Regions from separate parts of the Homo sapiens genome. Here region 2 is linked to region 1. Evidence: read pairs that join two places in POLR2A ChIA-PET (ENCODE). Cell type or tissue: GM12878. All regions are shown on one strand. Links, peaks and the distances in the headings refer to the core of each region. The heading gives the core; the rest is flanking DNA. Region 1 holds the start of LOC124902227 (a long non-coding RNA gene). Region 2 overlaps TBC1D2 (TBC1 domain family member 2).

Region 1 (5,370 bases), core at 212-5,211:
AAAAATACAAAAATTAGCTGAGCATGGTGGTGCGCACCTGTAGTACCAGCTACTCAGGAGGCTGAGGCAGAAGAATCACTTGAACCTGGGAGATGGAGGTTGCAGTGAGCCGAGATCACGCCACTGCACTCCAGCCTGGAGACAGAGCGAGACTCTACCTCAAAAAAAAAAAAAAAGAGTTTACTTAAGTCATGCAATCTTGAAAAAGCATTTGATTAGTCTTTCTTTTTTGATAAAGTATTTGATTTAAGCACTTTTATTTTTCTTTAAGCCAGTTAATTAGAACTCATACATTTTTAGTAGTGAAACATTGTGTATACAACACATAAATACATAGACGTATTAGGCATGCCAATAGAAGTACATCTTATAGACTCATAAGACCTCTTTTTTTCCCCCTATTTAGACTTGCAAATTCTTGATAACCTGTTTCTTTACTCTAGGGAATTGTCAGCTGACTAGCCCTAAATTTGCATTTTTTTTTTTTTTAGATGGAATCTCGCTCTATTGCCCAGGCTGGAGTGCAATGGCGCGATACTGGCTCACTGCAACCTCCCCCTCCTGGGTTCAAGCGATTCTTCCGCCTCAGCCTCCCGAGTAGCTGGGATTACAGGCATGTGCCACCATGCCCAGCTAATTTTTGTATTTTTAGTTTTGCCATGTTGGCCAGGCTGGTCTGGAACTCCTGACCTCAGGTGATCTGCCCACCTCAACCTTCCAAAGTGCTGGGATTACAGGCATGGGCCACCATGCCTGGCTAATTTGCATGTTAAAGCAAACAACTCTTAGGTGAAAAATCAGATAGCAAAATTTACATCTCTAAATTCAGAGAGGAAAAAGTCTGGTGTGCTAGAGGGAAGTTAAAACTGATTTAATTGCCAGTTAAACATAAAATTATAGAAATCTATCATAAAGGAAATACACACACACAGACACACATACACACACACAGAGAGAGATCCTATAGCTTTTACTTCAGAACTCTAGCCATGAGATAAACACAAATTCACTGGCTTGCAAAAAAAAAAAAAGTTTGGATCTAAACAGTGGTTTTTATCTCAGTAGAAAAGTAACAGCAGAGTTAAAGCAAGCAGAAAAGAAAATAGAGAGAAAGAGAACTTAGAAATTCTGTGGACCTTTGGGCTCTTTTTCCTTAATGCAGTGGTCATCTTGTGCACAAAGACCATAATATTTCCATTTTACACAAATTCTAACAAGTAGAGGTGCCATAACACTAAGAGTGCCCCAAAAGGGGTTACTCTTCTTGTTTTCTCCGCCTTCTTAGATTATTTGTTTCCTTTTTTTTTTTTTTTTTTTCTTAAAAGGAGGAACTGAGCTGTGTCCTAGGGCTTTTGTGGAGTGGGTCAAAGTGTGTGCTGCTTGAGGGCAGCACTCCATAGTGTGTCACCACTGAGGTGTTACTGCCCTCTTAGCGTCTCAGTTTCTGACTCTGCAGGTCTAAGCCCCTTCAGGAGGGCTGAAAGTGCGGAGTCATCAGCTTCCATATGCCCTTCCTGGACAAGCCTTTTTAAAACTAATTTTGGTGAGGGTTCCCTGTAGGGCCGTTGCACGTCATGAGGGTCAACCCTCCAGACACTCCCATGTGGCCCCCGGTCACCCAGGGGCGCCTTTCAGCTAGCAAGGGCAAAATGCCCTTTCTCTTTTTTTTTTTTTTTTTTTTTTTTGAGAAAGAGTCTTGGTCTGTCACCAGGCTGGAGTGCAGTGGCACCATCTCGGCTCACTGCAACCTCCAACTCCCTGGTTCAAGCTATTCTCCTGGTTCAGCCTCCCGAGTAGCTGGGATTACAGGCACGCGCCACCATGCCCAGCTAATTTTTGTATTTTTAGTAGAGATGAGGTTTCACCATGTTGGCCAGGATGGTCTTGATCTCCTGACCTCGTGATCTGCCCGCCTTGGCTTCCCAAAGTGCTGGGATTACAGGCATGAGCCACCGTGCCTGGCTGCAAAATGCTCTTTCTCTTGGATGCTGAGTAAACTCAGTCTGTCATTTACCTATGAAAACAACAGTTCAGTTCCTCACTTAAATGTACACAGACAAGCCAAATTGAGATTAATTTTGGGAGAAAAAGCAATGGAGAAGACCCTTTAGAATGCGCCTCTGAGCTCAGTGTGGTGGCTCACACCTATAATCACAGCACTTTGGGAGGCCAAGGCGGGTGGATTGCCTGAGCTCAGGAGTTTGAGACCACCCTGTGCAACATGATGAAACCCTGTCTCTATTAAAACACAAAAAATTAGCTGGGTATGACGGTGCATGCCTGTGGTCCCAGCTACGTGAGAGGCTGAGGCAGGAGAATTGCCTGAACCCAGAAGGCGGAGGTTGCAGTGAGCCAAGATTGCACCACTGCACTCCAGCCTAGGTGACAGAGCAGACTCTGTCTCCAAAAAATAAAAATAAAGAATGCACCTCCGAACTAGAAGTAGGATCCTTAAACAACAGCCTCCTAAGACAGAAAAAAAACAACAGCCAAGACTACTTCCTGTAAATTGTGCTCAGCCACCCCTAACTTTGTAGCTCTCGTCCACCATTTCACATGCCAAGGTCAAATCCTCTCTCAGTACAAGGTCATCTCTGGTATCTCTTGTTAAATCAAGTTTAGCCTAAAGCTGCCTCCTTACATATTTTAAGTTCAGCCTAAAGGTTTCTCTGTACATCGTGAACTATAACAAGTGGAGGTATAAACAAACCATGGCCCACACCTGTGCCAATTACTGAGTTTTTGGCCAATCAAATGTAGCCAACTGTTTGAACTGTGTTCAAATAAGACAAATGCTGAGCTGTAACCAATCCAGTTGTTTCTGAACCTCACTTCCGTTTTCTGTACATCACTTCCCTTTTTCTGTCGTAAACCTTCTTCCACCACATGGCTGTGCTAGAGTTTCTGAGCCTAGCCTGGCTCAAAAGGCTCCCCAGTTCATGGATTGTTCATTTCTCAACTAAACTCCTTTAAATTTAATTCAGCTGAAGTTTTGCTTTCATCAGATGGGGTCAGAAACAGGATCTGAAGTAGAGCTTCTTCTAATGACCCCCAGGGGTGCTGAGTGATCAAGCAAGGTACCTGCAGGACCCATTTGTGTCCATTGATCTCTTGGAGCAGCTGGGGATCATGGTAAGTTCTTGCTCAGATTTCAGAACTCCATGGATTTGTGCTTTGAGCTCTCCGAGTTTCTTTGAGGAAATTTCTGTTCCAAACTGGGTTTGGAAATCACAACAGAAATTGGACTGGGTCCGGGATTGAATTAGATCTGGTAATTAACTGGCTTGGATCCAGTTAAGGCCTCTTACAACTGACTGGGTCAGAAAGAAACTGGTAGTAAATGGTAATATTGCAGGGGGTGTAAAATTTGGGTTTTGGAAATTCACAGGGATTTTTGTTTTTCACCCCTTTGTTTCATTTTTCTTCAGTGCTTACACAGGAAAAAAAATCATTGGCTAAGTTAATCAAGGGAACCCGAGAGCAAACCCAATATCCTAGGTAAAAATTTGATACTTAATTTCTGAAGAACTGAGTTCCTTCTGACTTATACATGCGTAAGTATTAGGGCCCTGGAAGCAGCGAAGTCTTACAGAAATGGTGAAATCGTACTAAAGGTAACTTACAGTGGAACATTCCAAATGAATAAAACTGCACTGAAATGCATTTGAAAATGAGGGCTCCCTAATTAGTCTCATCTAGGGATGTCTGTTGATATGCAGAAGAGTTTTTTTGTTTTTTGTTTTTTTTTTCAGAGATGGAGTTTCGTTCTTGTTGCCCAGGCTGTAGTGCAATGGCGTGATCTCGGCTCACAGCAACCTCCGCCTCCCGGGTTCAAACAATTCTCCTACCTCAGCCTCCTGAGTAGCTGGGATTACAGGCATGCGCCACCACACTCGGCTAATTTTGCATTCTTATTAGAGAGGGGGTTTCACCATATTGGCCAGGCTGATCTTGAACTCCTGACCTTGTGATCCACCCGCCTTGGCCTCTCAAAGTGCTGGGATTACAGGCGTGAGCCACTGCGCCCAGCTGATATGCAGAAGAGTTTAAAAAGATTTCCATATTTTTATTTAAAGCCTTTACAAAAGGCAAATAAAAAGCTTAGGCAACTAATTGATTAAAAAAAATTAAATCTGCCTTGTACTCTTTGCTGACAGCTATGAGTGACAGGATTAGGCACGTACAGGACCTTAGAACCTGGGGAAACTTTTCCCCCCAAAGGTGAAATTTAAGGGCTGATGGGACAGCTGGAAAAGGTCCCTTTGTGACCAAAAAGTGACCACTTGAACTTTTGATTCAGTATCACTGCAATGGGTGGGTGATATGGCTTTGTTGTGTCCCCAACTAAATCTCATCTTGAATTGTAGCTCCCATAATTCCCATGTGTTGTGGGAGGGACCTAGTGGGAGAGAATTAAATCATGGTGGCGGTTTCCCCCATACTGTTCTCATGGTAGTGAGTAAGTCTCACGAGATTTGATGGTTTTTATAAGGGGAAATCCCTTTTGCTTGGTTTTCATTCTCTCGTCTGCTGCCATGTAAGACGTGCCTTTTGCCTTTCACCATAACTGTGAGGCCTCCCCCACCACGTGGAACTGTGAGACCATCAAACCTCTTTTTCTTTATAAATTACCCAGTCCTGGGTGTGTCTTTATCAGCAGTGTGAAAATGGACAAATACAGTAAATTAGTACCAGTAGAGTGGACCACTGCTGTAAAGATACCCAAAAAGATATTCAAGCTCTAACAGCCTGGGACTCCTTGGGTAAAACAGGAGGCACCACAGAGCCTGTTTTGGGAAAAACCTCTGTTTTTCTCATGAAACCCCAGGAATTGGAAGCAGTTAGAGCCCTCTCAAAATCTAAGGCTCTGTTCTTTTCTGCATTGCATTATCTGATATTTTTGAGTTTTGGGGGTACCAGAAGTTACTTCACATTATGAGAGAAATTTAGTGTGTAATAGCTAGGTAGGAAATACAGTTTTGGGGATAGCTAATGGCAATTATGGGGGAATTCTCAGCTCTTTGCATGTTCGGATCAGAGAAGCATGCTCTTGGCCACCTAGAAAGCATGGAAATGAGCCGGGCGTGGTTCCTCATACCTGTAATCCCAGCACTTTGAGGGGGTCAAGGCAGGTGGATCACAAGGTCAGGAGTTTGAGACCAGCCTGGCCAATGTGGTGAAACTTCATCTCTACTAGAAATACAAAAATTAGCTGGGCGTGGTGGCACATGCCTGTAGTGCCAGCTACTCAGGAGGCTGAGGCAGAAGAATCGCTTGAACCCAGAAGGTGGAGGTTGCAGTGAGCTGAGATCATGCCACTGCACTCCAGCCTGGGTGATGGTGTGAGACTCCTTCTCAAAAAAAAAAAAA
Region 2 (5,370 bases), core at 243-5,242, 150 kb after region 1:
CCAGGCTGGAGTGCAGTGGCACAATCCTAGCTTGCTGCAGCCTCCACCACACAAGCTCAAGCAATCCTCCCACCTCAGCCTCCCGAATGGCTAGAACTACAGGTGCGTGCCACCATGCCCAGCCAATTTTTATATTTTTTGTAGAGATAGGGTTTCGCCACGTTGCTCAGGCTGGTCTCCAACTCCTGGGCTCAAGCAATCTGCCTGCCTTGGCCTCCCAAAGTGCTGGGATTACAGGTGCGTGCCACCACGCCTGGCCTTGAATGTCTTAATTCACTTAGGGCTTGGGCCAGCATCTCTGGTGTGGCTTTCTACCTCTGCCAATGCCACTCGCCTTGCACTCTGACATCTCTGAGCCTTTGCTCTGTCTGCAGTTCTCTTCCCAAATCATCATCTCCCTTGTCTAAACCCACTCATCCTTCCAGGCCTAGCCTTCCTAGATGTCCTATGGATGTGCCCTCCAAGGCTTGCACCTGCATCTTCCTACCCTGTGCCATGGTGGTTGGTGGCTGGGACTGTTTGGGGAACAGCTGGTTTGACAGAGACATCTCTGGGGGCTGTGGGCATATGGACCCATAAGCCAGAGGGAGACCTCTGCAATGAACCTGGGACCCTTCCTGGGGTTGCTGTGGCTGGGGAGTGTCCTCCTCTCTTGCCCCTTCCCTCCCTCTAATCCTGGTCCAGATGCAGGATTGCACACATGGGGAAACTGAGGCCACAGTGGGCATGACCTACGCAGGATCCCCTAGCTAGAAAACCACATAGCAGATCTGGTTCCAAAGTTGGGCCCATCTCCTGGCATCTTCTATTAGGCCTTAGTGTGGATTGGGATGGGCCAGGAAACCTCCCTCTTCCTTCCCAGTGCACCCACATGGCTGGCTTTGTTAATCTTCCATATGTGGGTAAACATCTTGTGCAGGACCAGAACATATGTGTGTGTGTGGTGGGGGTGGGGGGCAAGTTCTCCATCTATCTGCCCCACATGGAACTTTCTGTACGATATGGCCCCATGTCCATGGGGGAGGGGGTTGAGAAAGAATGAGGAGACAGTGCCTGGGGGTTGGGGAGGGGTCTGTGTTTGGAGGATAGTAGCCTTGAACACGGGCAATCTCTGGAAGTGAGTGAGCACCTCTTATGTTAGGGGTTGTTGGGAGGGGGGCCTTCCACCTCCTTTGACCCAGTCCCTTTATTCTTAGGGATGTTGCCCCAGGGAGGTTCCCTGGGTAATTCCCTTTTCCTCTCCTTTAGAGCAGGTCGGACCACAGCTTGCTGGGGGCCTAAGGCCTGGGGAAGGCATGCTTTGAGCATGAGGTCCTGTCCCCTAGGGTGGGAAGGTGGGGCTGAGAGGGATCGGATCCTCCAGCCCTGGAAGGCAGCAGCCCCAGGGGAAGGGGGCAACAGCTGTGGTGCGGGCCAGGAACCTGACACCAGGAGTGGGCCCCAAACACCCTCCAGAAAGAGCAGGGAAGGGCAAGCAGGCGCCCCAGGGGCAGCAACAGCAGGCACAGATGCTCTGGGGTGGGCCCACCAGTCCCTGCTCAGCCTCCTTGCCATGTGGGTATCATGCTTCTCTTGTTGTCTCTGATGAAGGGGAGAAATAGTGCTACAATCCCAGCGTGAGGCAACCATGAGGAAATTCTTCCTCTAGTTTTCCTTGGCTTAGAACTATCTTCTGAGGGTATCCCCAGGAGGCCACAGGCCAGGCATGCCCCTTCCCTAGGTCCTTGGGGAAGGTGTTCTAGGTTCCACAGGTGGGTTAAGCTGGGGGAGTCCTCCCTGGCTTTGCAGTAAGGGCTCTAGGCTTGAGCATGGCTCAACCAGTGGCTGTGTCACTTTGGATAGGTTAGCTAATGTCTCTGAGCCCTGTCTACTCGTTGGTAACCTGAGCTTGGCCTGGGTGAGTTGATGCTGCAGGACAAGCAGTTCTCAATCCCAGCTCCCTGTCAGGGCCTGAGGAGGCAGTTAGCCCTGTGTCCCGTGTCCTGTGTCCCCAACCCTTCCATGTATCAGAATGCCTGGGCTCCACCACAGGCTCCAGGCATAGGACCCTAGCACCAACATTTTTAAAAAACTACTCAGGTGATTCTTTTTTTTTTTTTTTTTTTTGTGACAGAGTTTCGCTCTTGTTGCCCAAGCTGGAATGCAATGGCACGACCTCAGCTCCACGCAACCGCCACCTCCCAGGTTCAAGTGATTCTCCTGCCTCAGCCTCCCGAGTAGCTGGGATTACAGGTGCCCACCACCATGCCTGGCTAATTTTTTGTATGTTTAGTAGAGACAGGGTTTCACCATGTTGGCCAGGCTGGTCTTGAACTCCTGGCCTCAAGTGATCCACCCGCCTTGGCCTCCCAAAGTCCTGGGATTACCAGCGTGAGCCACGGCGCCTGGCCTACTCAGGTGATTCTCAGGTGCAGCCAGGTAGGAACCAGAGGTTACATTATGCTGGGTCAAATACAAAGTACCACCCACCCCTCTCCACAGGAGGGGAGGGAAAGAGCACAGACACTCAGCTCTGAGCAGAGCTTCTCCTCTGCCTGGGGTTGGGGGGATGTGGGGAGACGGAGGAGAGAGGAAGAGAAGTGGAGAGGGGGAAGAGAGGGAAGAAGAAAAGGGGGGAAGAGGGGAGAAAGGAGGAAGAAGGGAAGGAGAGGAGAATGGGGAAAGAGAAAAAGGGGGATGAGGGAGGACGGGGAGGAAGGAGGGAAGGGGAGGTGGAGGAGGGGGAGGGAAGGGGAGGGAAAAAGGTAGAGGTGGGCTGCCATTTATCCAATAGCCCCTGTGCCCGTTGCCTGATTCTTTTTTGATTGTTGTTGCTGAAGAGGGAATGTGAATTTCAAGGCTAAAGGCAGAGGGACCGCCTGGGCCAGAGCTCCCAGGCAGCCTTGGGGCTTTTGCAGGCCTCAGGGCCCTGCAGGTGGTGTTTCCTTCGTAAGACGGCTGCTCAGGCCGGGTGCGGTGGCTCACGCTTGTAATCCCAGCACTTTGGGAGGCTGAGGCAGGCAGATCACGAGGTCAGGAGATTGAGACCATCCTGGCTAACATGGTGAAACCCTGTCTGTACTAAAAATACAAAAATTAGCTGGGCGTGGTGGCGCATACCTGTAATCCCAGCTACTCGGGAGGCTGAGGCAGGAGAATCGCTTGAACCAGGGAGTCAGAGGTTGTTGTGAGCCGAGATTGCGCCACTGCACTCCAGCCTGGCAGCAGAGGGAGGCTCCGTCTCAAAAAAAAAAAAAAAAATAGGGCTGCTCGTTCCCATCGGTGGCACTTTCCTCTGTGCCAGGCTCCAGGCTCTGCACCAGTTTACCTGCTTTAGCCCTCCTGGGAGCCCCATGGGGCTGGACCTCTCATCATCCCGATGACCAACTTAGGGGCGCAGTATCTAGCTTGTCCAGGGTGCAGCTGGGACCCCCAGGCCGCCCTCATGCCACCATCACACTTCATAAACAGTTTGGTGCTGAAAGGGCCTTAGCGAATGAAAAAAGTTTAGCAATGAGAAAGGCAGTCAAGCCCCAATGCAGGGTGTTCACAGAAAAGTGGAGCCCTCGGGCCAGCCAGGAGCCCACGTGGACAGGGAGGAGAGGAACCCTGAGCGTCTCCTCCCTGAGGCTGCACAGGCGGTGCAGTGTAGGGAACTGGGAGCCTGGTGGGCCAACCCCTCAAATTCACACCTGTGGGTGACAGTGGGGCTAGGGACCAGCCAGGGCCACCACGGGGCCCGTCCATGGTCCCCAGTGATGGGGAAAGTTTCCTCCCCAGCCTGGATGGGAGCCTCAGATCAGAGCCAGGAGGTTCCAGGGCAGCGTCCCCTAATCCTCGGTGGTTTTCCAGAGAGGAGGCTTCCATGTGAGAACCCCCAGTCCTTCATACCAAAGACAGCCAACTCAAGGCTAGGCCAGCACAGACACAGGTTTTGCTGAGAAATGAGTTGCCAAAGTCACTGGTATGGCCTTGACCCCCTGCCTCGGGTGGGGACAGACTGAAGCCTCTATTTGCTGAGGAGGGACCTGGAGGAGGCTGACGCTGGGTTGGGGCCACGGTGGGTGCTGTGACGAGCCAGCCCTGGCTTGCGCTGCAGCAGTCCCTACTTCCCACCTTCTCCCATCCTCCCAACCACCCATTTTTCAGAGGAGAGGTAACCCTCCGTGCCCCAGCCTGTGAAGTGGGCAGTGGGAGGTCACAAGTGGGGCACCTGACCCAGGGCTCTCTGCCCAACCCCCACACCAAGTTCCTGGTGGTGGTGCACAGGGGGTTTCCCTGGGATCCCCCCAAAATGGGCTGTGAGCAGAAAGGAGGGCACAGGGGCCGGGCTTTGGAAACAGGCTTCAGTACACGGAGAGCGTCCCGGAATGCAGACCCAGGCAGTATTGAAAAGGAGCTGCTACCCAGAAAGACAAAACCCTAACATCTCAGGGAACCAGGCAGGGGCTGGCCCTGCAGACGCTCACAGAAATAGCAGCCAGAGATGCCCTAGGCTGGAAGCCTGGTGGTGGCACACCCTGGCACCGTGGGCCCATCCAGGAACAACTGGTAACTGAGAACTGTTTAAGTTCCAAAGCTTATGAATGATTTCCACCATTTACATTGTTTTATATTGATATAACCTAGAGAATGTTCCAGGTTACCCTATAGAGGCAGTGCTCTTGCTTGTTTACATGCCAAAGTGCTCTGTGGAAGAGGTGACGAAAGGGTGGCATCCCTGGGTAAGTAAGTGCCTATGAAGAAGTAGCCCAACCAATGGCTTTGCAGCACACAATGTCCCAGTGGGGAAACTGAGGGCCAGAGAGGGGAAGGGACATGTCCAAGGTCACATGGTGATGGGACACCCAGGGCTGGGCCACTGGTCCGTGCCTGACCTCCAGTGGGTCTGCCAGCCAAGGGTGAGGAAGGCTGTGGGGAGGGGAGGTGGCCAAGTCAGGCTTCCCCCTCCACCTCGTCCTCGCTGGCACAGCCCTCGGACACAGCTCTGCGCCGGGATGCCCGCCTCTCCAGGTACTCTGCCTTAAGCTGCTCCAGCTCCCGCAGCTCAGCCTCCAGCCGCTCCCGGTGGACCATGCGCAGCTGCCGCAGCTGTTTCATGCGGAAGGGGTTCATGTCATTGAAGGCGATGTTCATCAGCTTCCTGGGAGGAGGGCACAATCAGCCCAGAGCACGTCACCCCACCTGGCCGGCGTTTACCCGGCTCTCCCAGACAGACATCCCCGCATTCCTTCTGCCTTTGTGGCTGAGCCCTGACCCCTGCCCTCAGGAGGAAACAATGAATAAGATGATTTCCACCCACAGAGATATGTACTGAGGCAGGAGGAAGATCAGAAGAAAGACACCTAACCCAGCAGGGAAGGGCTGGTCAGGGAAGGCTTCTTGGAGGAG

The links. ChIA-PET counts read pairs that join two places held together with the same protein. Peaks named below come from ENCODE experiments on the same cell type or tissue, not always from the same donor. Only the 100,000 strongest peaks of a DNase experiment are listed, where the experiment ranks them.
Region 2: POLR2A ChIA-PET joins it to region 1 with 5 read pairs; 11 of 35 experiments call an interaction of 5 or more read pairs at or near these places.

What each region holds. Positions count from the first base shown.
Region 1 is chr9:98,042,708-98,048,077 of GRCh38, forward strand. It overlaps LOC124902227 (a long non-coding RNA gene), which reads left to right and starts at 2,865. Exons shown (of 2, transcript XR_007061687.1): 1 at 2,865-3,132; 2 at 3,753-5,370. It also overlaps a transcript of TRIM14 not described here. RefSeq lists enhancers at 2,898-2,967, 3,068-3,117. In GM12878, for the core only: a CTCF peak has its summit at 2,884; a DNase peak (open chromatin) is centred at 2,844; H3K4me3 peaks cover 2,909 bases; H3K27ac peaks cover 2,143 bases.
Region 2 is chr9:98,194,467-98,199,836 of GRCh38, forward strand. It overlaps TBC1D2 (TBC1 domain family member 2), which reads right to left. Exons shown (of 13, transcript NM_001267571.2): 13 at 4,545-5,122. The coding sequence ends at 4,915. Among named protein-coding and RNA genes, the nearest start is that of CORO2A, 4.5 kb to the left of the region's middle. RefSeq lists enhancers at 915-1,431, 3,787-4,654, 4,655-5,370. In GM12878, for the core only: no CTCF peak of the experiment used is centred there; no DNase peak of the experiment used is centred there.